2 separate regions of the Mus musculus genome follow, and region 2 is linked to region 1. The links are chromatin loops, found by intact Hi-C in ENCODE. Cell type or tissue: left cerebral cortex. All regions are shown on one strand. Each heading gives the region's core, and the rest is flanking DNA. Links, peaks and the distances in the headings are about the cores only. Region 1 overlaps Olfr27 (olfactory receptor 27). Region 2 holds the start of Olfr944 (olfactory receptor 944).

Evidence for each region. Peaks named below come from ENCODE experiments on the same cell type or tissue, not always from the same donor. Only the 100,000 strongest peaks of a DNase experiment are listed, where the experiment ranks them.
Region 2: it touches region 1 in a loop (7-fold over the local background); 6 of 42 quality-filtered maps call a loop at or near these places.

What each region holds. Positions count from the first base shown.
Region 1 is chr9:39,139,892-39,152,132 of GRCm38, forward strand. Olfr27 (olfactory receptor 27) reads left to right here. Exons shown (of 2, transcript NM_146829.2): 2 at 4,196-5,181. The coding sequence starts at 4,211. The coding sequence ends at 5,146. Among named protein-coding and RNA genes, the nearest start is that of Olfr27, 18 kb to the left of the region's middle. In left cerebral cortex, for the core only: no CTCF peak of the experiment used is centred there; no DNase peak of the experiment used is centred there.
Region 2 is chr9:39,210,124-39,222,364 of GRCm38, forward strand. It overlaps Olfr944 (olfactory receptor 944), which reads left to right and starts at 7,236. Exons shown (of 1, transcript NM_146507.1): 1 at 7,236-8,171. The coding sequence starts at 7,236. The coding sequence ends at 8,171. In left cerebral cortex, for the core only: no CTCF peak of the experiment used is centred there; no DNase peak of the experiment used is centred there.

The sequences.
Region 1 (12,241 bases), core at 3,181-11,180:
GTTTTCTATCTTCTAGAGGTTTTAGATTTGTGGTTAAGTTGTTAGTGTAGGACCTCTCAAATTTCTTTATGAAGGTGCTTAGTATTATGGATTTTCTTCTTAGCCCTGCTTTCATTGTGTCCCACAAGTTTTGGATATGTTTTGCCTTAATTTTCATTGAATTCTTAAAAGTCTTTAATTTTGCTCTTTATTTCTTCCTTCTTCAATTTATTATCAAGAAGAAAGTTATTCAGTTTCCATGATTCTTTTTGTTTTGTTTTGTTTTTGTTCAGCCATTGTCTATGGGAGAGTATGCATGGAATTATTTTTATCTTCTTATATGTGTTTAGGCTTGTTTTGTGTCTGATTTTATTGTCCATTTTTGAGAAAGTATCATGGGGTGCTGAGACGTTATATTCTTTTGTTTTAGAGTAAAACATCCTGAAGTTATATCATAAAACCATTTGTTTTATAACTTCTGTTATTTTCAATCTTTTGCTGTGTAGTTTTGTTTTCCATGACCTCTCCATTTGTGAGAGTGTGGTGTTGACATATCCCACTATTACTGTGTGAGGTTTAGTGTGTGTTTTGAGCCTTAATAAAGCTTTTTTCTTCTTTTTATGGATGTGGGTACTCTTGCATTTGTGAGATAGATGTTCAATCTCTTTCTGTGTAGTTTTGTTTTCCATGATCCCTCCTTTGGTGAGAGTGTGGTGTTTACATATCCCACAAATACTCTGTGAGGTTCACTGTGTTTTGAGCTTTAATAAAGTTTTTCTTTATGGATGTGGGTACTCTTGCATTTGTGGGATAGATGTTCAGGATTAAGAGTTCATCTTGGTGGATTTTTTTCTTTGATGAGTATGAAGTGTTCATCCCCATTTCTTTTGTTATCTTCTGGTTGAAAATTAATTAGTTGGATATTTTAATGGCTACACAAGTTTTTGTTTTTGTTTTTTTTTTGTTTTTTGTTGTTGTTCTTGTTCTTGTTTTATATATATATATATATACTTGGAATTTTTTCCCAGCATTCTTCTCTGAAGTAGTGTCTATCTTTATCACTGAGTTATGTTTCTTGTATACAGCAAAGTTTTTGATCACATTTATTTATCCAGTTTTTTAGCTTTTGTCTTCTTATTGGAGAATTGACCCCATTAATGTTGAGAGATATTAAAGACCAATGATTGTTATTTTCTGGTAATATTGTTGATGGATATGGTATTATGTATGTGTGGTTCTCTTCTTTTTGGTGTTGTGAGATGATTACTTTCTTGTGTATTAATGGGTGTAGTTACCCTCCTTGGAATGAAGTATTCCTTCTAGTATCCTTTGCAGGGATGGATTAGTTGAAAGGTGTTGTTAAAATTTGGTTTTGTCATGGAATATCTTGATTTCTCCATCAATGGTCATTGAGTATTTTTCTGGGCAAAGTAGCCTGGGCTGATATTTCTGTTCCCTTAGAGTCTATGTGACATCTGTCCTGAGTCTTCTGGCTTTTAGAATCTCTTTTGAGAAGTTTGGTGTATTCTGGTAAGTCAACCTTTTTCCTTTACAGCCCTTATAATTCCTTCTTTGTTCTGTGCATTTAATGCTTTGATTAGAATGTGATGGGAGCATTATCTTTTCTGATCTAATATATTAGATATTATAAAGTCTTCATCTTGGTCATCTCTTTCTTTAGGTTAGGGAAGTTTTCTTTTCTAATTTTGTTGCAGATGTTTTCTTGATTTTTGACAGGGAATCTTTACCTTCTTCTATTCCTATTATTCTTAGTTTTGGTCATTTGTGTGTCCTGGATTTCCTTGGCATTTTTAGTTAAGAGCCTATTATACTTTGTTTTCCTTTCATTGATGCTTCAATATCTTTTATGGTATTTATTTTTCTATCTTTTGTATTCTGCTGGTGATGCTTGCATTTGTAGCTCCTGATCTCTTTCCTAGGTTTTCTGTCTGGGTTTGTGATTTCTTTATTCTTCTGTTTCCAGTTTTATGTCATTAACTGTTTTGTTCATTTCTTTTACCTACTTGATTTTAATTTTCTATAGTCCGTCAAGGGATATCTTAATTTTCTCTTTTAGTGCTTCTACCTATTTGCCTCTTTTCTTGTATTCCTCTAATGGAGTTTTTATAGCCTCCTTAAAAGGCTTCTACCATCTTCATAAGATGGGATTTTAGGTCAGAATATTCCTTTTCAGGTATGTTATGGAATCCAGGCATTTCATGGTGAGAAAAGTAGATTGTAATAGTGCCAGATTACATGATTTCTGTTGTTTATGTTCTTGTGCTTGCCTCTTGCTATTTGGTAACCTCTGGTGTTAATGCACATGTATATCTCTTACTGGAGCCTCCCTGGTTGGATGAAGTAGAGTTAATGACCTGGGTTAGGTCAGGCCTCCTGGATGGCAGGAAGTGCTGTTTATGTTGGGGGAGTGGGACTCTTGTGTCCCTCATTAGAATAGGCCTCCTCTGTCCCTGGTTAGAGCAGTCTTCTTATGTCCATGGTTAGGGCAGATGTCCTGCGATCCTGTTTAGGGTGAACTTCCCAGGAGACAGTCAGGTTTTGGGTTCCAAGGGTAGGATCTTCCCCAGTTCCAGATGGAGGTACAGAATAAAAGGACTATGTGGCTTAGGCAAAGCATGATACATCCCAAATCTGCTGGTCTCTGTGCAGTGGCAGGGACATGGTTTCTGTGCTTATTGTGTCAAATGTTTCAAATGTGTCCCTAGTTAAGGCTGATCTCCAGGCAATATGTGTGGTATGAAAGAGGGGCAGTCACACTGATCTATCTTACCAGGGTGAAGGTACATATCAGAAAGAAGATGGGGCTCCTGTAAAAAAGATAGATCCCACATCTGCTGGACTCTACGAAGTCCCAGTTGAAATGGGTTAGTGTGAAAGAGGTCTCACCTGTGTCCCAAATTATGTCAGACATCCTTGGAGACAAGCATGCTATGGGATGTGGTTGAAGAGACAGGCAGCAGATCTGTCCCAGAGGGAGGTTCAGATCTAAAGGATGATTGGCCTATGGCAGAGGGGATAGATCCACTTTCTGCTCCGTGGGATTTTTCAGCTGCCTTAGGTATTGGGGCAGGGATCTCAACTGTGTCCCTGGTTACAGCAGACCCCTTGGACACGGACAGGCTCTGGGGTATTTGAAAGGGGTAGGCAAGCCCATCATCTCTGAGTAGAGGTGCAGATGGGAAGAAAGAAATGTCTTTAATGACAAAATTCTAATTCATTTAGGAAGTTATTATGTGTACACAATCAATAAATGATGCAGAGTTTGAAAGAATATAAGACAGTACTTATATTTTCCCCTAGCTAATGGGTTTCTGCATTGCAATCCTCCTTATTTCACAACATATAAGTGGAAAAGGAAGATGTGACTTGAGTCTCTTTCTTTAATTTTAATATGTAGGAATACCTAAATTTCTACTTGAAAGTTTTTCAGTATTAACTTACAATGCAAAAATTGTACTGCAGATTTTTTTGAGTGATAAGATGCCAGTAATACTTAATTCTTTACACTGTAAAAATTAAAAAATATATTGTATTAGATATCAGTTTTCTTGGTATGAAATAGGAGTGAATCTGGGCACTTTGTCTTTTTGGGTTCCTTAGATAAACACTACTGACTGATTCTCTTCCAGAAATGGTTCCCCAAGCAGCATCCCATGCTAGTAGAATCATGCATTCACTACTTAATCCTAGTAGTACCAAATTTCAAATATTTAATGCAATGGGTGCTCCATAGCTCAATTAATTTTCACTTTGGTGTATTTAAAGACTTAATGTAGATTATGGATTAGAGAAATAGAAATGTCAAAATGTAGGACTCTGGAGATCCCATCTGAAATCAGATTTTGGATAATAATTCATTGCCTTTGTGGAAAAATTACTTCCTTGACACAGTAGGATATCTTTGCACACTAATACTCACTCTATATCTCAAATTTGAGGCATAGTTTTGAACACATGAAATTTTATAGCTTTAACTCAATGGTAGTATTTTATATAAATGCATTCTTAATTTTAAGTATATGTTTAAAATTTTTAAAAATTAATTGTATTTATCTAAGTTAATTCACTAAAGGAAACTATATTGATGGCAAATGTATACTTAAGCAGAAATAATTTACATGCGGACTTTTTGTACAAGTAAATGAAAAATAAACTTTAATCAGTTAATTGGTTTGCAAACTTTTTTCTCCTTTAGATTTGATTGGAGGACATGGCAGCAGGAAACCGCTGCACAGTGACTGAGTTCTTCTTAGTTGGGCTCTCAGAGAAGTCAGAACTCCAGCTGCCACTCTTCCTGCTCTTCACAGGAATCTATCTGATCACTGTGGCAGGGAACCTGGGCATGATCACACTAATTGGGCTCAGTTCCCACCTGCACACACCCATGTACTATTTCCTCAGCAGTCTGTCCTTCATTGACTTCTGTCAGTCCACAGTTGTTATTCCTAAAATGCTCATGAGCTTTCTGACAGAGAAGAACATCATCTCTTACTCTGGATGTATGGCTCAGCTCTACTTCTTCCTCATATTTGGTATTGCAGAGTGCTACACATTAGCTGCAATGGCATATGACCGATATGTTGCTATTTGTAACCCCTTGCTTTACAATGTAACCATGTCCTATCAGATTTACAGTTCTCTGATTTCAGGAATATATATTTTTGCTGTGTTCTGTTCATCCTTAAACACTGGCTTCATGCTTAGGACTCAGTTCTGCAATTTAGATGTGATTAACCACTATTTCTGTGATCTTCTACCCCTCTTGAATCTTGCATCCTCTAATACGTTTATCATTGAAATATTGATTCTAGTTATTGCTACACTGAATGTCTTTATCCCAGTGCTGACCATTATTACTTCCTACATCTTCATTATTGCCACCATCCTCTGCATTCACTCCAGGGAGGGCAAGTTCAAGGCTTTTAGTACTTGCAGTTCCCACATCTCTGCTGTTGCTATCTTTTATGGTTCTGGTGCATTCACGTACTTACAGCCCTCATCACTGAATTCTATGGGCCAAGCAAAAGTGTCCTCTGTGTTTTATACTACTGTTGTACCCATGCTGAACCCCTTAATCTACAGCCTGAGGAATAAGGATGTCAGTATTTCATTGAAGAAAATACTTGAAAGAAAAAAATTCATGTAAGCAGGAATCATGTGAACATTGTTTATCACAGAAAAGTAATTAAAAATACATAGAAATATATTTCGACTCCACCTGTCATTATTATTACTTATTTGCTAGGATCCTTTAATAATTTTACAATTAGAAATTGCAACTTAATTTTTGAGTACCTAATATGTTATATGTTTATGAGAATCAAAACATATACAAATATTATAGATTATACAAATTGTTATTCTTATAGATGACATCCCATCATTGTATGTATATTTTCCTTCATATTTGATAAACTTTACTTTAAAAATATAAACTTTTTGTTAATTACAACAAGTGATACCTTTAAAAGAATTTATTTTATCTTTTTTTACACTCCTGACTTTATCCCCTCCCTGTCCATCCTCTGAATGTTCTACATTCCATACCTTCCCCTACCCCCACCACCAGCTCCTTTCATTTTTCAGAATTTAATATGAGAGTGCTGTAATTTTAAGTGGTCCCTCATCTCCCTTTAACCACTCCCATGGTCACTCTGCTCTCTCTCAAATTAATGGCTTTGTCTCCTTTATTCCATATATGCCCATATGAAGACTAATTCTGTTCTCAGTAATTCTTATTTTCTCACAGTTCTTCATCTCAGAATGTAGTGCTTAAGAATTCTCAGTTCTACATTGAAGAGCATGTGTTGATACTCTTTCTGGCTCTGAGTCACCTCCATCAATCTTTTCTAGTTTCATTTATTTACATAAAAATTTCAAATTCTTTTTCTATTTACTTAAAATTCTACTGTATTTTCATTACATTTAATCATGTATAGTTCTTTAAGTCACTTTCATTTTTTTTGCTCTTGAGAATAGCAGTAGATGAAATATGACTAAACTGTTGTATAGAATGTCAAGTCCTTTGGTATTAGGACAGACTTGAATTTATTTATTTGTTTGTTTGTTTGTTTGTTTGTTTGTTTTTTTGTTTGTTCGTTCATTCATTCATTCATTCATTCATTCATTTGCTGGCTTATTTACACTCTTAGCTACTTATTTAACTCACCATAGAAAATTCAATTATAGTTGTAGCAGTTACCAAAATTTTGTATTCTTGATTTTTATCTGAATAGGGTAGGTTGAAATTTGAAATTTGCATTTTTGTTTTGTTTGTTTACGAGTTTGTTGCTTTCATCGTAATGAAATTGTTGAGATTAACTAATTTTCCATATTACATGAAAATTAGTATGTCTGCGTGCAAGATAGTGCGATTATGTGTCCTTGGTTTTGATTGGGAAATAAAGGTTCAAATAGCCAATGGCTGGGTACGGAGACAGAGGCAAGTTATTTAGGATTTTGATACAAGAAACCCAGGAGAGGAAGAAGAAGGGAGTCCAACATGAGAATGGTGTAGGACAGACCACTCCTTGATGGCAGAAATTCAGGTGAAAAGGGGAAAGCAGCCCCAGGAGAATTACTTAGAAGGATCTGTAGCAGAAAAGATAAAATACAGATGTAGAAAGAATAAACTCTTGATGGTCTTTCCTTCAGTCTCTGTTCCACGTTTTGTCTCTGTATCTCCTCCCATGGGTATTTTGTTCTGCCTTCTAGGAAGGACTAAAGCACACATACTTTGGTCTTGCTTCTTCTTGATCTTTATGTAGTCTGTACATTGTATCTTGGGTATTCTGAGCTTTTGGGCTAATATCCACTTATCAGTGAGTGCATATCATGTGTGTTCTTTTGTGATTGGTTTATCTCACTCAGGATGAAATTTTTAGTTCCATCCATTTACCTAAGAATTTCATTAATTCATTGTTTTAAATAGCTGAGTAGTACTCCATTGTGTAAATGTACTACATTTACTGTATCCATTCCTCTGTTGAAGGACATCTGGGTTCTTAAAAGCTTCTGGCTATTGTAAATAAGGTTTCTAGGAACATTGTAAAGCATTTGTCCTTGTTATATGTTAGAATATCTTTTGGGTTTATGCCCAGGAATGATATAATTGGGTCCTCAGAGAGTACTATGTCCAATTCTCTGAGGAACTGCCAAACTGATTTCCAGAGTGGTTTTACAAGCTTACAGTTTCACCAGCAATGGAGGAGTGTTCCTCTTTTTCTCCTTTCCAGCATCTGCTGTCACTTGAGTTTTTGACCTTAGCCACTCTAAGTGCTCTGATGTGGAATCTGAGGGTTGGTTTAATTTGTATTTCCATGATGAAAAAGATGTTGAACATTTCTTTAGGTGCTTCTCAGCCATTTGTTATTCCTCAGATGATAATTCATTGTTTAGCTCTGTACTGCATTTTTAATAGGGTTATTTTGCTCTCTGGGTTCTAACTTCTTGAGTTCTTTTTATATATTGGATATTAGCCCTCTATGGGATGAAGGTTTGGTAAAGGTCTTTCCCAATCTTTTGGTTGACATTTTGTCCTATTGACAGTGGCCTTTGCCATATAGAATCTTTGCAATTTTATGAAGGCCCATTTGTTTATTTTTGATCTTATAGTATAAGCAATGTGCGTTCTGTTCAGGAATTTTTCTCCTGTGCCTATGTGTTTGAGGTTCTTCCCCACTTCCTTTCATATTAGTTTCAGCACTTCTGGTTTTATGTGGAGGTCCTTGATCCACTTGGACTTGAGATTTGTACAAGGAGATAAGAATTAATTGATTTTCACTCTTCTCCATGCTGACCTCCAGTTGAACCAGCACCATTTGTTGAAAATGCTGTCTTTTTTCCACTGAATGGTTTTAGCTCCTTTGTCAAAGATGAAGTGATCATAGGTGTTTGGGTTGATTTATGGGTCTTCAATTCTGTTCGATTGATCAACCTGCCTGTCTCTGTACCAATACCATACAGTTTTTTTTTTTTCATCCACCACTTTGTTCTGAAGTTTTTTTTTTTAATTAGGTATTTTCTTCATTTACATTTCTAATGCTAGCCCAAAAGTCCCCCATACCCCTCCCACTCCCTTACTCACCCTGTCCCACTTTTTGGCCCTGGCATTCCCCTGTACTGAGGCATATAAAGTTTGCAAGAGCAAGGGGCCTCTCTTCCCAATGATGGCTGACTAGGCCATCTTCTGATAAATATGCAGCTAGAGACATGAGCTTTGGGAGGTACTGGTTAGTTCATAATGTTCTTCCACCTATAGGGTTGTAGACCCCTTTATCTCCTTGGGTACTTTCTCTAGCTCCTCCATTGGGGGCCCTGTGATCCATCCAATAGCTGACTGTGAGCATCCACTTCTGTGTTTGCTAGGCCCCGGGATAGCCTCACAAGTGACAGCTATATCAGGATCCTTTCAGCAAAATCTTGCTAGTGTATGCAATGATGTCAGCATTTGGAGGCTGATTATGGGATGGATCCCCAGGTATGGGAGTCTCTAGATGGTCCATCCTTTTGTCTCAGCTCCAAACTTTGTCTCTGTAACTCCTTCCATGGGTGTTTTGTTTCCAATTCTAAGGGGCAAAGTGTCCACGCTTTGGTCTTTGTTCTTCTTGGGTGTCATGTGTTTTGCAAATGTATCCTAAGTTTATGAGCTAATATCCACTTATTAATGAGTACATATCCTATGAGTTCTTTTGTGATTGGGTTACCTCACTCAGGATGATGCCCTCCAGGTCCATCCAGTTGCCTAGGAATTTTATAAATTCATTCTTTTTAATAGCTGTGTAGTACTCCATTCTGTAAATGTAACACATTTTCTGTATCCATTCCTCTGTTGAGGGACATCTGGGTTCTTTCCAGCTTCTGGCTATTATAAATAAGCCTGCTATGAACATAGTGGAGCATGTGTCCTTCTTACCAGTTGGAACATCTTCTGGATATATGCCCAGGAGAGGTATTGTAGGATCCTCCGGTAGTACTATGTCCAATTTTCTGAGGAACCGCCAGACTGATTTCCAGAGTGGTTGTACAAGCTTGCAATCTCACCAACAATGGAGGAGTGTTCCTCTTTCTCCACATCCTCGCCAGTATCTGCTGTCACCTGAGTTTTTGATCTTAGACATTCTGACTGGTGTGAGGTGGAATCTCAGTTTTTGTAACTATTGCTCTGTAATGCAACTTAAGGTCAGGGATGGTGATTTCCCCAGAAGTTCTTCTATGTTGAGAATGGTTTTCTCTACCCTGAGTTTTTTGTTATTCTACATGAATTTGAGAATTGTTTGTTCTAACTGTATGAAGAATTGAGTTGGAATTTTGGTGGCGATTACATTGAATTAGTAGATTGCTTTAGGAAAAATGCCTATTTTTACAATAATAATCCTGCCAATCGACGAACATGAGAGATCGTATCATCTTTTGAGATCTTTGAATTCTTTCTTCAGAGACTTGTAGTTTTTATCTTACAGATCTTTCACTTGCTTGGTTAAAGTTACCCCAAAGTATTTTATATTATTTTTGAGTATTGTAAAGGCTTTTTCGCTTCCCTAATTTATTTCCCTGTCTGTTAGTCCTTTGATAATAGGAAGGCTAATGATTTGTTGTAATTTTACACTCAGTCACATTGCTGAAGTTCTTTATCAAGTTTAGGAGTTCTCTAGATCCATACCATATACAGTTAACAAAACCAGACAACATTGTGGATGCCAAAAAGTTCTTGCTATTAGGAACAGGATATCGCTGTCTCCTGAGAGTCTCTGCAAGAGCCTGAGAAATCCAGAGGTGGGTGCTCATAGCCAACCATTGAATTGAGTACAGCATCCCCAATGGAGGAATTTTTAAAAGTACTGAAAGTACTGAGCGGGTTTGCAAACCCATAGGAGGAACAACAATATCAAACAACAAGACCCCCCAGAATTCCCAGGGACTAAACCACCAACCCAAGAATAAACATGGAGCAACCCATGGCTCCAGTTGCATAAGTAGCAGAGGATAGACTTGATGGACATCAATGGGAGGAGAGGCCCTTGGTCCTGTGAAGGCTGGATGACCCAGTTATGCCAGGAGGGGAAGCAGAAGTGAGTGTGTGGGCAGGGGAACATCCTCATAGAAAAAGGTTAAAGGGGAATGAGATAGGGGATTTTGGAGGGGAAGTCAGATAAGGGGATTACATTTGAATTTTAAATAAAGAAAATATCTAATAATAATAATAATAAAAACAAAATAACTTAAAAAGTCTTTAACAGTAAAAGAGTGACTGGGGGGAATCACTATTCCTGACCTAAAGCTTTATACAGAGCAGTAGTGATTAAAACTGCATGGTATTGGTACAGAGATAGACACCTTGATCAATGGAATAGAAGTGAAGACCCAGAAATAAAACCACACACTTAAAAGGACTTTATCTTTGACAAAGGAGCCAAAAATATACAATAGAAAAATGAAATCATCTTAAACAAGTGGTGTTGGGGCCGGCCTGTGGCTCTCATGTCCAGGTTCAAGCCTGGAAGGCATCTTGGAAATGGAAGAGAAGAGGGAATCTAGGCATGTAGAGAAATAATGGAACCAAGATAACTAGTCTGCTCAAGGTTCAAATTTTTAATGGTGGACATGCTTTATAGAGGAGAGGGGAAAGCCCATTCCTGCCAAATCATCCTTGGAGCCCAGCTGCAGGTGACCACTTGTAGGATCAGATGTAGACTCTGGAACAGCTAGGTCAACTTCCAGCAGGTAGCAGCAGCAGCAGTGGCAGAACAATAGAGTGATCCAGGGAGGCAGGCTCCACCATAGGTGATCTCCTTAGTGGTAAGCAAAGTTAAGGTATGGCTCAGCCTGCTTCAGGCTTGTGTGAGGCTACAAAATGGTGCTGGTCTTACTGGCTGTCAATATGTAGAAAAATGAAAATAGACCCATATTTGTCACCGTGCAAAGCTCAAGTCCAAGTGGATCAAGGACCTCAACATAAAACCTGATATACTGAATCTAATAGAAGAGAAATTGGGAAAGAGCCTCGAACTCTTTGGCACAGGGGAAAATTTCATAAACAGAACCCCAATGGCTCATGCTCTAAGATTAAGAATTGGTAAATCCACCCTCATGAAACTGGAATGTTTCTGTAAGGCAAAAGACAAAGCCTTTAAGACAATTCAGCCACCTACACATTGGGAAAAAGCATCTTTACTAACCCAACATTCGATAGTGGGCTAATATTCCAAAATGTATAAAGAACTCAAGAAGCTAGCCACCAAAACCCCAAACAACCCAATCAAAAAAATGGAGGATCAAACTAAACTGAGAATTCTCAACAGAGGAATCTGCGAATGGCTGAGAAACACCTAAAGAAATGTTCAAAATCCTTAGTGATCAGAGAAATGATAATCAAAATGAACGTGAGATTCCACCATATGGCAATCAGAAAGCAATTGAATGTTTCAGAGACCTGGAAAGTGACTCTCAGGATTAAAAGATGAACCTTAGATGGAATGCCCTACATTAGTGAGGGGGAACTTCTATAGCCTACCTCCAGCAGAAAGCCAGAACATCAAATGAGGAATGGGGTTGCCATCTCACAGTCAAAACTCTGACCCAAGATTGCTCCTGTCTGAAAGAACTGCATGGATGGATATGGAGAGGAGCCTGAGTAAAAGCAGGTCCAGCTCCTGGCCCAAAGTGGGATCCAGGTCAAAGGGAACCCCCAAGACCTGACACCATTTTTATCTATTATGGAGCTATGGAGCAGTCACAAAAAGACACCTAGCATGAGTACCCTCCAAAAGACCCAACAAGCAGCTGAAAGAGTCAGAGGCAGATATCTACACCAAATTAATGTAGAGAAGTTGCTGACCTCTGTGGTGGAATTAGGGGAAAGCTTGAAGAAAATGAAGAGAAGGATGATCTTTTAGAAGAACCAGCAGTCTCAATTCACCTAGATCCACAAGATCTCTGATACTGGACCACCATCCCAGCAGCATACAACTGCTGTTATGAGGCACCCAACACATATATAGGAGAGAACTGCCTGGTCTGGGTTTAGTCATAGAAGATTCACCTAACCCTGAAGAGACTGGAGGCCCCAGGGAGTTTAGAGTTCTGGTGTGGTGGGGTGGGAAGTAGGGACATCATAATGAAGACAGGGGCATGGGGAGGAGATATGGAATGTGGTATGTGGTGGGCTAGGAAAGGAATAACATCCATTTTATAAAATAAATAAATAAAAAGGAAAATCAAACAAAAATGCCCAGGAAATATA
Region 2 (12,241 bases), core at 2,414-10,413, 69 kb after region 1:
TCACTCAAGTCCCTTCCTCCCTCTGCCTCCTGTGATTATTTTGTTTGCCCTTTTGAATTGAATTGCATCCACACTTGGGATTTCATTCTTGTTAAGCTTCAAATGGTCTTTGAGTTGTATCATGGCTCTTCTGTACTTTTTGGCTATTATCAACTTATCAGTGAATACATACCATGTATGTCCTTTTGGGTTGGGTTACATGGCTCAGAAGGATATTTTTTACTTCCATTCATTGTCTGCAAACTTCATGATGTCCTTGTTTTTAATGGCTGGATAATATTCCACTATGTAAATGAAACACATTTTCTGCATCCACTCTTCAGTTGAGGGGCATCTGGGCAGTTTCCAGCTTCTGGCTATAACAAATAAGGCCACTATAAACATAAGTAGAGCATGTGTCCTTCTGGTATAGTGGAATATCTTTCGGTTATATGCTCAAGAATGATACAGCTTGTTCTTTAGATAGAACTATTTCTAATTTTCAGAGGAACTACCATATTCATTTCCATAGTGGCTGTACCAGTTTGCAATCACATCAGCAATGTATAAGAGCTCCTCTTTCTCCATATCCTTGCCAGTGTATGCTGTCTCCAGAGTTTTTGATCTTATCCAATCTGATTGGTTTAAGGTGTAATATCATAATAATTTTGTTTTGTCTTTCCTTGATGACTAAGGTTGCTGAACATTGCTTTAAGTGATTCTCAGTCATTTGAGATTCTTCTGCTGAAATTTCCCTGTTTATCTCTGTATCCCATATTTTCATTGGGTTATTTGCTTTTCTGGATTCTACCTACTTGTGTGTGTTGTATATTTTAGCTCTGTATTGGATGTAGGGATACTAAAGATATTTTCCAAATCTGTAGTCTGTCATTTTGTCCCATTGGCAGCGTTCTTTTCCTTGCAGAAGAATTTTATTTCCATGAGGTTCCATTCATCAATTGTTGATCTTAGAACCTGATTCACTGGTCTTCTGTATGGGAAATTTTCCCTTGTGCCAATGCATTCTAGGTTATTTGCTACTTTCTCATGTATTAAACTTTATATATCTGGGTTTATTTTGAGGTCCTTGATCCACATGGACTTGACCTTTGTACCAGGTAATAGATATGGATCAATTTGCATTCTTCTACATGTAGACCACCAGTTAGGCCAGCACAATTTGTTGAAGGTTATTTCTTTTATCCATCGAATGTTTTTGGTTTCTTTGTTAAGTGAGTGTCCATATGTATGTTCATTTATTTCTGGGTCTTCAAGTTTATTCCATTGATTGACCTGTCAGACTCTGTACCAATACTATTTGTTTTTACTCTCTATTGCTCTATATGTGCTACAGCTTGAGGTTGAAGAATAGTGATTTCCCCCAAATGTTCCTTTGTTGAGATTGTTTTTTTCTATCCTGGGATTTTTGTTTGTTTGTGTGTTTGGTTGGTTTTTTTTTTATTTGTTTTTGTTTTTGTTTTTGTTTTGGTACAGTATTTCTCTGTGTAGTCCTGGCTGTTCTGGAACTCACTCTGTAGACCAGGCTAGCCTCGACCTCAGAAACCCACCTGCCTCTTCCTCCCAAGTGCTGGGATTAAAGGTGTGCACCATCACTTCCCAGCGGGGATTTTTTTTAAATTATTATTTGTATTTTTTTATTTTTACTTTTGTTTTGTTTTTGTTTATTTCATATGAAGTTGAGAATTGCTCTTTCCATGTCTTTGAAGAATTGTGTTGACAGTTTAATGGTTATTTCATTGAATCTCTAGATTGCTTTTGGTAAGAAATCATTTTTACTGTGCCAGTCTTAGCATTCCATTAGCATGGGAGAATTTACTATCTTCTGTGTTCTTTGATTTCTTTCCTCTGGGATTTCAAGTTCTTCACATACAGATCTTTCACTTGCCTGGTTAGAGATAGCCTAAGAATTTCTTATATTATTTGTGGATATTGTGAAGGGTTTTATTTCCCTAACTTCTTTCTCAGCTCAATTATCATTCGTATAAAGGAAGCCTAATGATGTGGTTGAGTCCATTTGAAATCCAGCCATATTGCTGAAGTTGTTTCTCAACATTAGGAGTTCTATGGTAGAATTTTTGGCATCTGTTATGTATACTATTCATATAATCTGCAAATAGTAATACCCTGGTTTCTTCCTTCCTAACTTGTATCCACTTTGATGTTCTCTGGTGTCTAGCTAGAACTTTGAGTACTATATTAAATAGATACTGAGAGAGTGGGGCAGCCTTTTTTGTCCCTGATTTTTGGGGATTGCTCCTAGATTCTCTCCATTTAATTTGAAGTTGGCTGTTTGTTTGCTATATATTGCTTTTATTATGTTTATGTGTGTGTCATGAATTCCTAATCTCAAATATTTTTTGGGTGAAGTAGAGTTGTAATTTTTCAAATGCATTTATAGAATATTATAGGTTATGATGTGAGTTATTTGAGTTTGTTTATATGGTGGATTATGTTGATGGAATTTCATATCCTGAGCCATTTCTGCATGCCTGGGATTAAGCATAATTGATCATGATGTATGATGCTGTTGATGTATTCTTGTATTTAGTTTGTGAGAATGTTATTGACGATTTCTGCATTGATATTTATAAGCATATTTGGGCTGACATTCTTTCTTTGTGTGTCTTTGTGTGGTTTAAGTATCTGAGGAACTGTGGCATCATACAATAAATTAGGTAGGTTTCCTTATGGTTCTATTCTGTGAAATAGTTTGAGGAGTCTTGGTATTAGCTCTTCTTTGAATGTCTGGTACAATTTTGAACTAAAACCATTTTTTTGTGGTTGGAAGGTTTTTAATGATTGCTTCTATTTCTTCAGTGGTTACAGGAGTGTTTAGATGGTTTACATGATCTTGATTTAACTTTGGTAAGTGGTATCAGTCTAGAAAATTATCCATTTCATTTAGATTTTCTAGTTTTGTTGAGTACAGTTTTTGTAGTAAGACCTGAGATATATATATATATATATATATATATATATATATATATATATATATATATATATATGTTTAATTTCCAGAGTTTCTGTTGTTAAGTCTCCATTTTAATTTCTGATTTTGTTCATTTTGGTACTATCTCTGTGTCCTTTAGTTAATTTGACTAAGGGTTTATCTATCTTGTTGATTTTCTCAAAGAACCAGCTCTTAATTTTTTTTTGATTCTTTGTATAGTTCTCTTTGTTTCTAACAGGTTATATCCAGACATGAGTTTGATTATTTCTTCCCTTCTACTCTTGTTGGATGTGTTTGATCTTTATCTTCTAGAGGTTTTAGATATATGATTAAGTTGCTAGTGTAGGACCTCTCAAATTTCTTTATGAAGGTTCTTAGTGTTGTGGATTTTCTTCTTAGCACTGCTTTCATTGTGTCCCACTTATTTGGATATGTTCTGCCTTAATTTTCATTGAATTCTCAAAAGTCTTTAATTTTGCTGTTTATTTCTTCATTCATCAATTTATTATCAAGTAGAAAGTTATTCGGTTTCCATGATTCTTGTTTTTATGGCTATAGAAGTTCAGCCATTGTCTATGGGAGAGTATGCATAGAATTATTTGAAACTTCTTGTATGTGTTTAGGCTTGTTTTGTGTCTGATTTTATTGTCCATTTTGGAGAAAGCTCCATGAGTTACTGAAAATTTATATTCTTTTATTTTAGAGTAAAATATCCTGATGTTATATAATAAAACCATTTAGTTCATAACTCCTGTTAGTTTCAATCTCGTTCTGTGTAGTTTTGTTTTCCATGATCTCTCCATTGGTGAGAGTATGGTGTTTACATATCCCACTATTACTATGTGAGGTTCAGTGTGTGTTTTGATCTTTAATAAAGGTTTTCTTTATGGATGTGGATACTCTTGCATTTGTGGGATAGATGTTCAGAATTAAGAGTTCATCTTGGTGGATTTTTCCTTTGTTGAGTATAAAGTGTCCATCCTCATCTCTTTTGTTATCTTCTGGTTGAAAAATCTATTTTATTGGATATTATAATGGCTACACAAGTATTTTTTCCCATTTACTTGGATTTTTTTCCAGCATTCTTCTCTGAGGTAGTGTCTGTCTTTGACACTGAGTTATGTTTCTTGTATACAGCAAAGTTCTTGATCGCATTTATTTATCCAGTTTTTTAGCATATTGGAGAATTGAGCCCATTGATGTTGAGAGATATTAAAGACCAATGATTGCTATTTTCTTGTAAGATTGTTGATGGATATGGTATTTGTATGTGTGGTTCTCTTCTTTTTGGTGTTATGAGATGATTACTTTCTTGTATTTTCTTGGGTATAGTTACACTAATTTAGTTGAAGTTTTCCTTCTAGTATCCTTTGTAGGGTTGGATTAGTTGAAAGGTGTTGTTAAAATTTGGTATTGCCATGGAATATCTTGGTTTCTCCATCAATGGAGATTGAGTATTTTGCTGGGCAATGTAGCCTGGGCTGATATTTCTGTTCTCTTAGGGTCTGTGTGACATCTGTCCTGGATCTGCTGGCTTTTAGAATATCTTTTGAGAAGTTTGGTGTATTCTGGTAAGTCAGCTTTTTTTCTTTATAGCCCTTTTTATTCCTTCTTTGTTCTGTGCATTTAATGCTTTGATTAGAAAGGGATGGGAGGATTATCTTTTCTGATCTAATCTATTAGGTATTCTAAAGACTTCTTCATTTTGGTCATCTCTTTCTTTAGGTTAGGGAAGTTTTATTTTATGATTTTGTTCCAGATGTTTTCTTGATTTTTGATAGGGAATCTTCACCCTCTTTTTTCCTATTATTCTTAGTTTTGGTCTTTTTGTGTGTCCTGGATTTCCTTGGTGTTTTGAGTTAAGAGCCTATTATACTTTGTTTTTCTTTGACTGATGCTTCAATATCTTTTATACTTGAGATTCTTTTATACTCAAGATTCTTCTATCTTTTTTATTCTGTTGGTAATGCATGCATCTGTAGCTCCTGATTTCTTTCCTAGGTTTTCTGTCAGGGTTTGTGATTTCTTTATTCTTCTGTTTCCAGTTTCATGTCATTAACTCTTTTGTTCATTTTTTTCACCTACTTGATTTTGATTTCCTATATTTCTTCATTTCCTCTTTAAGTGCTTCTACCTACTTGCCTCTTTTCCTGTATTCCTCTAAGGAACTTATTTATAGCCTACTTAAAAGGCTTCTACCATCTTCATGAGATAGGATTTTAGGTCAGAATATTGCTTTTCACATATGTTATGGAATCCAGGCATTGCATGGTGAGAAAAGTGGATTGTAATAGTGCCAGATTACATGTTTTCTCTTCCTTATGTTCTTGTGCTTGCCTCTTGCTATCTGGTTGCCTCTGGTGTTAATTCACATGTATGACTCTTACTAGATCCTCCCTGTTTGGATGCAGTAGAGCTAATGACCTGGGTTAAGTCAGGTCTTATGGAAGGCAAGAAGTGATGTTTATGTTGGGGGACTGGGGCTCTTGTGTCCCTCATTAGAACAGGCCTCCTCTGTTCCTTTTTAGAGCAGTCCTCCTATGTCCATGCTTAGGGAAGACATCCTGTAATGCTGTTTTGCGTGAACTTCCCAGGAGACAGTCAGGTTTCGGGGCCCAAGGATAGGATCTTTCCCAGTTCCAGAAGGAGGTACAGACTAGAAGGGCTATGTGGCTCAGGAAGAGCAGGATACACCCCAAATCTGCTGGTCTCTGTGCAGTGAGAGGGTCTTGGTTGGTGTGCTTTTTTGGGTCAAATGTTTCAAATGTGTCCCTGGTTAAGGCTGACTTCCTGAGAGACAGGTAATATATGTGGTATGAAAGAGGGGCAGTCACACATCTGACCAGGGTGAAGGTACATATCAGAAAGAAGATTGGGCTCCTGTAGAAAAGAGAGATCCCACATCTGCTGGACTCTATGAAGGTCCCAGTTTACTTGGGTTAGTGGGACAGAGGTCTCACCTGTGTCCCAAGTTATGGCAGACATCCTTGGAGGCAAGCATGCTATGGGGTGTGGGAGAGAAGACAGGCAGCAGATCTGTCCCAGAGGGAGGTGTAGATCTAAAGGATGATTGGCCTATGGCAGAGGGGATAGACCCATTTTCTGCTCCGTGGGATTTTCAGCTGACTTAGGTATTGGGGCAGGGGTCTCAACTGTGTCCCTGGTTACAGCAGACCCCTTGGACACAGACAGGTTGTGGGGTATTGGAAAGGGGCAGGCAAACCCATCATCTCAGAGTAGAGGTACAGATTGGAAGAAAGTAACATCTTACTTTTTAATGATAAAATTCTAATTTATTTAGGAAGTTATTATGTGTACACAATCAACAACTGATTTAGAGTTTGAAAGAATATAGTACAGTACTTATATTTTCCCCTAGCTAATGGGTTTCTGCATTGCAATTCTTCTTATTTCACAACACATAAATTGAAAAGGAAGAACTGACTTGAGTCTGTTTCTTTGATTATAATATGTAGGAATACCTAATTTTCTACTTGAGTGTTTGTCAATATGATCATACAATGTAAAATTTGTACTGCAGATTTATTAGTGATAAGATGCCAGTAATACTTAATTCTTTACACTGTAAAAATTAAAAGATATATTATATTAGCTATCAGTTTTATTGGTATGTAATAGAAATGAATCTGGGCACTTTGTGTTTATGGGTTCCTAAGGTAACCATTGTTCACTGATTCTCTTCCAGAAATGGTTCCCCAACCAGCATCCCATGTTAATAGAATCATGTATTCACTATTTAATCCTATTAGTAACAAGTTTCAAATAATAAATGGAATGGGTGCTCCAGAGCTCAATTAATTTTCACTATTGTGTATTTAAAGACTTTATGTAGATTATGGATTAGAGAAATAGTAATGTCTAAAGTAAAGCTCTGGAGAACTCATCTGAAATTAGATTTTGGATAATAATTCATTGCATTTGTGGAAAAAATACTTCCTTGACACAGTGGGATATTTTTGCACAGTAATACGCACTCTACATCTCAAATTTGAGGCATAGTTTTGAACACATGAAATTTTATAGCTTTAACTCAATGACAGTATTTTATATACATGCATTTTTAATTAAGTATGTGTTTAAATTTTTAAATAAAAATTAATTGTGTTTATCTAAGCTAATTCACTTAAGGCAATTATATTGATGGCAAATGTATACTTAAGCAGAAAGAGTTTACATGAGCTTTTTGTACAAGTAAATGAAAAATAAACTTTATTCAGTTAATTGGCTTACAAACTTTATTCTCCTTTAGATCTGATTGGAGGACATGGCAGCCGGAAACCACTGCACAGTGACTGAGTTCTTCTTAGTTGGGCTCTCAGAGAAGCCAGAATTCCAGCTGCCCCTCTTCCTCCTCTTCCTTGGAATCTATCTAATCACTGTGACAGGAAACGTGGGCATGATCACACTGATTGGGCTTAGTTCCCACCTGCACACCCCCATGTACTTTTTCGTCAGGAGTCTGTCCTTCATTGACTTCTGTCAGTCCACAGTTGTTATTCCTAAAATGCTCATGAGCTTTCTGACAGAGAAGAACATCATTTCCTACTCTGGATGCATGGTTCAGCTCTACTTCTTCTTCATATTTGGTATTGCAGAGTGCTACACGTTAGCTGCAATGGCCTATGACCGATATGTTGCTATTTGTAACCCCTTGCTTTATAATGTAACCATGTCCTATCAGATTTACAATTCTCTGATTTCGGGGTCATATATTTTTGCTGTGGTCTGTTCATCCTTAATCACTGGCTTCATGTTTAGGATTCAGTTCTGTAATTTAGATGTGATTAACCACTATTTCTGTGATCTTCTTCCCCTCTTGAATCTTGCATCCTCTAATATCTATATCAATGAAATATTGATTCTAGTTATTGCTACACTGAATGTCTTTATCCCAGTGATGACCATTATTACTTCCTACATCTTCATTATTGCCACCATTCTCTACATTCACTCCAGTGAGGGCAAGTTCAAAGGGTTTAGTACTTGTAGTACCCACATCTCTGCTGTTGCTATCTTTTATGGTTCAGGAGCATTCACATACTTACAGCCCTCATTACTGAATTCTATGGGCCAAGCAAAAGTGTCCTCTGTGTTTTGTACTACAGTTGTACCCATGCTGAACCCCTTCATCTACAGCCTGAGGAATAAGGATGTCAGTTTTGCACTGAAAAAAATATTTGAAAGAAAAAAATTCATGTAAGCAGAAATCATGTGAGAATTATTCACCACAGAAAAATAATTAAAAATGCATAGAAATATTTTTGACTCCACCTGTCATTATTATTACATATTTCCTAGGATCCTTTAATAATTTTACAATTGGTAATTGCAACTTAATTTTTGAGTACCTAATATATTATATGTTTATCAGAATAAGAAATGTATACAAATAGTATAGTTTACACAAATTGTTACGATCATAGATGATGTCCCTTCATTTTATGTATATTTTTCTTCATATTTGATAGACTTTAAAAATATATAAACCTCTTTCTAGTTTACCACAAATGACACCTTTTAAAAAATTATTTCTTCATTTTTAAAACTCCAGATTTTATTCCCTCCCTGTACATCCTCTGAATGTTCCACATCCCATACCTTTCTCCACCCCCTCACCTGTTTCCATGATAATTTCACCATCCCCCATTTTCTATCCCATGAGAACTCTCTATTCCCTGTGGACTTCTGTCTCTTGAGGATTTGGTGCATCTTCTCTGTCTGAGTCCAAATCCTGCAGTCCTCTGCTGTATAATTTTACAATTAAAATTAAAATGTAGGGGGGTTCCTGGTTGGTGTCTCAGTGTCTGAGATAACTCACAGGTTCAGGTTAGTTGACAGTGCTTATCCTCCTATAGGGTTGTGTCCCTCCTCAGCTTCTTCCAGCTTTTCAATAATTCAACCACCAGGGACAGCAGCTTCTGCCCATCGATTTGGTGTAAATAATCTGCATCTGAAACTTTCATGCTTGTTTTATCTTTCAGAGGTGAGTCATGGCAGGTCCCTTTTTGTGAGCACACTACAGCATCAGTAATAGTGTCAGGCCTTGGAGCTTCCCCTTGAGCCTGATCCCAATTTGGTTCTGTTGCTCAAACTCCTTTTGCTTTGGCTCCTCTCCATTTTTACTCCTGCAGTTCTTTCAGACAAGCACAATTCTGTGTCAGAGTTTTGACTGTATGATGACAACCCCATCCCTCAATTGATGCCCTGCCTTTCTGCTGGAGGTGGCCTCTACAAGTTCCCTCTTACTAGTGTAGGGCTTTTCATATAAGGTCTCTCAGTTAGAGTCCTGAGAGTCGCCCACATCCTAGGTCTCTGGTTTATTCTGGAGGGTTCCCCCCACTTTCTACCTCCCAGGGTTGCCTGTTTTGATTCTTTCTGTTGGCCCTTGTCTTCAGTCTTGCCCCCTCTCCCAATACCTGATCATGTTCCCCTCTTTTCCTCCCTGTCTCCTTCTCTACACAGTTCCCTCCCTCCCTGCCCCATCCTGAGATTGCCCTCTTCTCCCTCCCAAGAGGGATTGAGGATTGAGACATACTCACTTGGGCTCTTCAGTTTAACCTTTTTTACGTTCTGTGGATTGTGTCCTGGGTATTCTGTACTTCTTCTTCTTCTTCTTCTTCTTCTTCTTCTTCTTCTTCTTCTTCTTCTTCTTCTTCTTCTTCTTCTTCTTCTTCTTCTTCTTCTTTTTTTTTTGATAAAATCCACTTATTAGTGAGTACATACCATGCATTTTAAAATAATTTTAATTCATTTTTCAGAATTTGATATATAAGTGCTGTAACTATATCTGTTCCCTTGTCTCCATTCAACCATTCCCATGGTCACTCTGCTATCTCTCAATTAATGACGTCTTCTCCTTTAATCCATATATACTCATAGGAAGACATATTCTGTTCTCAATAATTCTTATTTTCCCACTTTTCTTCATCTCAGAATGGGGTGCTTGATATTTGTCAGTTCTCCTTTGGAGAGCAGTGTTGTTTGTCTTTCTGGCTCTGAGTCACCACCATCAATCTTTTCTAGTTTCACTTATTTACATGAAAATTTCAAATTCTTATTTTTCTTGACACCTACATAAAATTCTACTCTATTTTCATGATCACTCAATTATGTATAGTTCATTTAGTTCACTTCCACTTCTTTGCTCTTGAGAATAGCAGATGAAGTATGGCTGAGCAGTTAACTGTTGTGTAGAATCAAGTCTTTGGTCATAGGCCAAAGACTGAAATTTCAGGGTCATATGTTACTTTATCTATCTATCTATATATCTATCTATCTATCTATCTATCTATCTATCTATCTATCTATCTATTGGCTTGTTTACACTCTTACTTACTTATTTATACCACCACAGCAAATTCAATAGAAGCTGCAGCAGTTAACAAAAATTTCAAAAGTGGACAAAGTTTAGTTAACATTTCTCAACATCCTCTTGATATATATGTATATGTACATATTTGTATTTTATATTCTCGATTTTATCTTAATAAGATAAGTTGAAATCTGAAATTTGCATTTGAGTTTTGTTTGTTTGTTTCCTAGTTTCTTAGTTTCATTATAATAGGATAGTAGAGATTGAGTAATTTTCCATACCACATGGGAATTTGTATATATGTTTACAGGACATTATGGTTCTGTGTCCTTGGTTTTGATTGGGAAATAAAGTTTCAAGCAGCCAATGGCTGGGCACAGAGACAGAGGCAAGATATTTAGTATTCTGATGCAAGAAATACAGCAGAGGCAGAAGAAGAGAGTCCAATATGAGAGGGGTGTAGGACAGACCATTCCTTGATGGCAGAAATTCAGGTGCAAAGGGTAAAGCAGCCCTGGAAGAGTTACCCAGAAGGGTCTGGAGCAGTAAAGGTAAAATATAGACTTAGAGAGAAAAAACTCTGCATGGTCTTTCCTTCAGTCTCTGCTCCGTATTTTGTCTCTGTATCTCCACCCACATGTATTTTGTTCTGTCTTTTAGGAAAGACCAAAGTACCCATACTTTGGTCTTGCTTTTCTTGAGCATCATATGGTCTGTAAATTGTATCTTGGGAGCCGGATGTGGTGGTGCATGCCATTAATCCCAGCACCTGGGAGGCAGTGGCAGGCAGATTTCTGAGTTCAAGGTCAGCCTGGTATACAAAGTGAGTTCCAGGACAGCCAGAGCTACACAGAGAAACCCTGTCCTCCGCCCCCCCCCCAAAAAAAAATTGTATCTTGAGTATTCTGAGCTTTTGGGCTAAAATCCACTTATCAGTGAGTGCATATCATGCATTTTCTTTTGTGATTGGGTTGCCTTACTCAGCATGAAATTTTCTAGTTCTATCCATTTGCCTAAGAATTTCATGAAATTCACTGTTTTTAATAGTTGAGTAGTACTCCCCTGTGTAAATGTATCACATTTTCAGTATCCATTCATCTGTTGAAGGACATCTGGGTTCTTAACAGCTTCTGGCTATTCTAAATAAGGTTCCTAAGAACATAATAGAGCATTTGTCCTTGTTATATATTAGAACATCTTTTGGGTATATGCCCAGGAGTGGTATAGCAGGATCCTCAGGTTCCAATTTTCTGAGGAACTGCCAAACTGATTTCCAGAGTGGTTGTACCATCTTAAATCTCAACAGCAACTGAGGAGTGTTCCTCTTTCTCTACATCCTCACCAGCCTCTACTGTCACCTGAATTTCTGCTTTTGGACAATCTGACTGGTGTGAGGTTGAATCTCAGGGTTGTTTTGATTTGAATCTGCCTGATGACTAAGCATTTTGAACATTTCTTTAGTTGCTTCTCAGCCATTTAGTATTCCTTAGTTGAGAATTCTTTGTTTTGCTCTGTACTACATTTTTAATGGGGTTATTTGGCTCTCTGAGGTCTAACTTCTTGAGTTTTTGTATATATTGGATATTAGCCCTATGTCAGATGTAGAATGGGTAAAGATATTTTCCCACACTATTGTTTGACATTTCATCCTATTGATAGTTCCCTTTACTGTATAGAAGCTTTGTAATTTTATAAGGTCACATATATCTAAACTTTACCTTAGAGCATAAACCATTTGTGTTCTTTCAGGAAATTTTCCTATGTGCCTATGTGTTTAAGGTTCTTCACCACTTTCTCTTATATTAGGTGCAGTGTTTCTGGTTTTATGTGGAGGTCCTTGATCTACGTGGAGTTGAGATTTGCACAGGGTGATAAGAATGGATTGATTTTCATTCTTCTAAATGCTGACCCTCTAGTTGAACCAGCACCATTTGTTGAAAATGCTGTCTTTTTCCCAC